Linked DNA regions of Homo sapiens: region 1 is linked to region 2. Evidence: chromatin loops called from intact Hi-C (ENCODE). Cell type or tissue: endothelial cell of umbilical vein. All regions are shown on one strand.

Evidence for each region. Hi-C counts contacts between places; a loop is a spot of excess contacts. Peaks named below come from ENCODE experiments on the same cell type or tissue, not always from the same donor. Only the 100,000 strongest peaks of a DNase experiment are listed, where the experiment ranks them.
Region 1: it touches region 2 in a loop (1.9-fold over the local background); 1 of 110 quality-filtered maps calls a loop at or near these places.

The regions. Positions count from the first base shown.
Region 1 is chr17:60,568,986-60,571,485 of GRCh38, forward strand. All of the region lies in intron 2 of LINC01999 (long intergenic non-protein coding RNA 1999), which reads left to right. Among named protein-coding and RNA genes, the nearest start is that of LINC01999, 5.7 kb to the left of the region's middle. In endothelial cell of umbilical vein, a CTCF peak has its summit at 970 (motif pointing left); DNase peaks (open chromatin) are centred at 966, 2,026 and 2,376; H3K27ac peaks cover 1,194 bases.
Region 2 is chr17:60,142,100-60,144,599 of GRCh38, forward strand. No RefSeq gene overlaps it. Among named protein-coding and RNA genes, the nearest start is that of CA4, 6.6 kb to the right of the region's middle. RefSeq lists an enhancer at 478-987. In endothelial cell of umbilical vein, a CTCF peak has its summit at 972 (motif pointing right); DNase peaks (open chromatin) are centred at 212 and 962; H3K27me3 peaks cover 191 bases.

The sequences.
Region 1 (2,500 bases), 430 kb after region 2:
TTCCATATACCTGCACTTGGAGGACACTGTGGGTGAGCATCTGTGCACGACCGGTTCCTCACTTGCCTTGCGCTAGTCCCAGCCCTGCTCTTCATTTGCTGCTTTCAGAGGGTATCTTTCAACATTTTCCTGAACTTGGGCCTTCTCTGAGGGAGATCCAGCAGTTTCTGAAATCACTAACTGCTAGTTTACAAAATCCTTTCGGGTCCCAGACATCCTCCCTATTTCTTAAGAATATTTTTGGCCGGGCACAGTAGTTCACGCCTGTAATTCCAGCACTTTGGGAGGCTGAGGTGGGTGGATCACCTGAGGTCAGGAGTTTGAGACCAGCCTGGCCAACATGGTGAAACCCTGTCTCTACTAAAAATACAAAAATCAGTCAGTGTGGTGGCACGTGCCAGTAATCCCAGCTACTCGGGAGGCTGGGGCAGGATAATCGCTTGAACCTGGAAGGCGGAGGTTGCAATGAGCCGAGACTGTGCCACTGCACTCCAGTCTGGGTGACAGAGTGAGCCTCCATCTAAAAAAAGGAAAAAGAAAAATGTTCAGGACTATTATAGCTGAGAAAAGTTTTCTTCATGTGTCCTTTAGACTTCTATGTTCACAGCCTTTCTTCATAACAGGCCCCTCCCTTTTCTCCCTCGCATCCTAATAAACCTCTATTCTACCCTCTGCCAAATTTGTATTAAAAGTCGCACATGAGCCCAGACGACATCTGATTCTCTGCAGCTAACAGAGGGCTGGCAACAGAAATCTCTCTTACATCCTGGCAATATGTAATATACTACCTTTCTCATCTAGTGATGAGAGTCCTTACGGGTCTAGTTTCTTCCTAAAGGATGCACCCTCTCTGAAACTAGACATCAACCTTATAACTTTGAATCATTCTCTAATTTGGCAAAAGCAGATCTTGCAAAATAATTTTATACGTTCTATTTTGAAAATGCCACCTAGTGGACAGAGCTAGTAAGGTTTTCATGATAACAACCAGTCATGGGATAATCACGAGAGTGAGCCCAGGGATTTAGCAAACCCTCCAGCTGGGTCCACTTCAGCACACAAACCAGCCAAATGGCCTGTGATGACTTTTCTTTTTCTTTCTTTCTTTCTTTCTTTCTTTCTTTCTTTCTTTCTTTCTTTCTTTCTTTCTTTCTTTCTTTCTTTTTCTTTCTTTCTTTTTTTTTTTTTGAAATGGAGTTTTGCTCTTGTTGCCCAGGCTGGAGTGCAATGGCACGATCTCGGCTCACTGCAACCTCTGCCTCCTGGGTTCAAGTGATTCTCCTGCTTCAGCCTCCAGAGTAGCTGGGATTACAGGCATGCACCACCACGCCCGGCTAATCTTGTATTTTTAGTATAGACAGGGTTTCTCCATGTTGGTCAGGCTGGTCTCGAACTCCCGACCTCAGGCGATCCACCTGCCTTGGCCTCCCAAAGTGCTGGGATTACAGGCATGAGCCACCGTGTCCTGCCCTGTGAAGACTTTTATCCTGTCTTTTCTGCTTCCCTCCAAATTAATCATGACATAATAATTCAAAAGAAAATATTGGGGGCAGGCACGGTGGCTCACACCTGTAATCCCAGCACTTTGGGAGGCTGAGGTGGGCGGATCACTTGAGGTCAGGAGTTCAAGACCAATCTGGCCAACATGGTGAAACCCCATCTCCACTAAAAATACAAAAATTAGCCGAGCATGATGGTTCATGCCTGTAATTTCAGCTACTCAGGAGGCTGAGGCAGGAGGATCACTTGAACCAGGGAGGAGGAGATTGCAGTGAGCCAAGATTGCGCCACTGCACTCCAGCCTGGGCAACAGAGCAAGACTCTGTCTGAAAAAAAAATACAAAAGAATTAACATCAAGAAGAAAATGTTGGTTGTTCCAATTCATGTTGTTATGACATCCAAGTTGCTAGCTATTGTAATGGCAAAATATTTGGGGAAAGTATATGGAACAAAGGTTCATGTGCTGGGCAATGATGGGAAGTTAGTAATTAGTATGTCCCCTCTCCAACTGCATAGAATAGTTTACACTCAGCAGGAAAATCGCTAAACTAAAATTCCAAACATAATATGAGAATTCAATAGGTACTTTATTGTTTGAAAAAAAACATATAAATCATGACTGTTTCTCCCCACCCCTAAGAGTAGTAATTTAAAACTCTGGAAATATTTTAAACAAAGATAGGAGGCATTCCTTTCTTTCAAATATGGAGTACTTTCAGATAAGATCCCTGAAATCTTCTTTTGAGAAATGTCAGGGCAAAACTGAGATCCAGTTTCTGAGTTTAGACAGAAAAATTGCTGAAACTTTTGAGAGTACTTGGAACTTCAAATTATCTGTGACTCCACCTTTCCTGAGTCACACAGCAGCCCATTACAGCCCTTTTCTGTTTCTTCCTTTGTGTTGCTCCGTCCTGGGTTTGGGAAATGGTTCATTTCCTCCTCTCTGCCCACTAGCAATTTCACATTTCAATTTCAGCTACAGGAAGGGACACAAATAAA
Region 2 (2,500 bases):
TTGGAGGCTGAGGCAGGAGAATGGCGTGAACCCGGGAGGCAGAGCTTGCAGTGAGCTGAGATCGCACCACTGCACTCCAGCCTGGACGGCAGAGAGACACTCTGTCTCAAAAAAAAAAAAAAAAAAAAAAAAAAATTAGCTGGGCGTGGTGGCTTGTGCCTGTAATCCCAGGGAGGCTGAGGTAGGAGGAGCACTTGAGCCAGGGAGGTGGAGTTTGCAGTGAGCCAAAATCACGTCACTGCATTCCAGCCTGGGCAACAGATTGAGACTCTGTCTCAAGAAAAGAAAGGAAAAAAAGAAAGAAAAAGAAAAGAAAAAAGAAAATGTGAAGCTCTTCTAAGTGCAGCTGCTCTGCAACTATGCAAGCCCCTGCCCCATGAAGCCAGGCCTGCCCCTAATCCTTTACCACACAAGGCTCATTAAACTTCGGAAATCTCGGAGTTACTTGCTAGGAAAAAGCCATTCCCCACTTCCCCATTTGCATAATAAACGGAGGGGCAGGGAAGACCCATCTAACCACCCCACGTGTACCCATGTGTCACCCTTATCAGATGCAGGAGGTGAGCTGAGCTGCCAAATGCTTGGCTTCTTTCTGGGGCTGTAATACAGCCATCCCTCCCCAGGGCCACACCTGGAGAAGGGAGTGGCTAGGACAGGGTCTTCAGGGAAACTGCTGCCTTATTCTCAACTGCTTGTCTCAGTCCCCATCCCCCCAACCCCCAACTCAATATCTAAGAGAGAGAGAGAGTAGTTCCAATAGGGAAGTCTCCTGAAGGAGGCTAAAGTTCTGGGTACTGGGTTTGGGGTGGACCTAAAGAGTTTTTTTTCAATTCTCTGAATGCTATTTCATTGCTGTTAAATGATACTCTTCCCCTAAATGGAAAGGAGACAGGAAGGACAGACTGGTCTACAGTTACACAGAAAGAACTTCCAAAGTATTAGACGAGCAGGGACAGCAGAGGGCGCCAATGTGGTGCAAGGGCACTCAGGGAGGAGTCGCCCACAAGCACATTTTTTTCTCACACGCTGCAAATCTATTCAGAACCACCTCACCCCCAACCTCACACATATTTCCCATCTCACAGGCACATCAGAGGTCAGAGTGAGGACTCCAGGCTCTGATTCTCCCACTGGCCGCCAAGGGACCTTCACCAGCCCCCACCGCACTCCTCAACTATTTTCATGAACTTAGTTAGGGCAGCTCCCCTCAGTAGGGAGCTGGGTAGAGGAGCTGAGACTCCCAGGTTCCCTGCCCATCCAGCGGCCCTGTCCATCTAGCGGGAAGGCGTTTGCTGCAATGTTCTTTATAATGGGGAGTGAGCTGATGATACAACCTGGGTGTACTGTGGAGCCACAAAATGAAAGTTGCAAAGGCTGCCCAGTAACACGGACTCAGGTTTACACTGAAATGTGGACATTAAAAAGCAGGACCCTCCATTGTTCACTATGTCAATAGCGCGCTTGCATATAGATAAAGGCTGCAGGGGACACAGAAAAATTAAACACGGATTGAGGTGAGGTGTTTTTTCTTAAAAATACATCAAATTTGTAAAATGATTGCCTCTGGGAAATAAGGTTATGAATAATGTTTCTTTTTCTCCTTTCCAAATGTTCTACAATGAGCAAGTGTTATTTGGGTAATCAGGAAAAAGAAGTTCACACACACACACACACCCCTGAAAGAGCTTGCTTGCTTCCTTCCTTCCTTTCTGCTTGCCTTCCTTCCTTCCTTTTTTTCTTTTTTTTTTTTCTTTTCTTTTTGAGACAGAGTCTTGCCCTGTCACCCAGGCCGGAGTGCAGTGGCATGATCTTGGCTCACTGCAACCTCTGCCTCCCGGGTTCAAGCGATTCTCCTGACTCAGCCTCCTGAATAACTGGGACTAGAAGCATGCGCTGCCACCACACCTGGCTAAGTTTTGTATTTTTAATAGAGATGGGATTTCACCATGTTGGTCAGGCTAGTCTCAAACTCCTGACCTCAGATGATCCACCTGCCTCCACCTCCCAAAGTGCTGGGATTACAGGTGTGAGCCCCCACCCCTGCTAGTCCTTTCCTTCTTCCTCTTTCTTTCTTTCTTTCTTTCTTTCTTTCTTTCTTTCTTTTCTTTCTTTCTTTCTTTCTTTCTTTTCTTTCTTTCTCTCCTTCTTTCTGTCTCTTTCTTTCCTCTCTCTTTTTTCTTTCTTTCCTCTCTCTCTCTGTCTCTCTCTCTCTTTCTTTCCTCTCTCTTTTTTTCTTTCTTTCCTCTCTCTCTCTCTGTCTCTCTCTTTCTTTCTTTCTTTTTACAGACAGGGTCTCACACTGTTGCACTGTTGCCCAGGCTGGAGTACAGTGGCATGCTCATAGCCCACTGCAGCCTCCATCTCGATCTCCCAGACTCCAGGGATTCTCCTACCTCAGCCTCCTGAGTAGCTGGGACTATAGACGTGCACCACCATACTCCCCTAATTTTTTATTTTTTGTAGAGACAGGGTCTCTCTATGCTGCCCAGGCTGTTTTCAA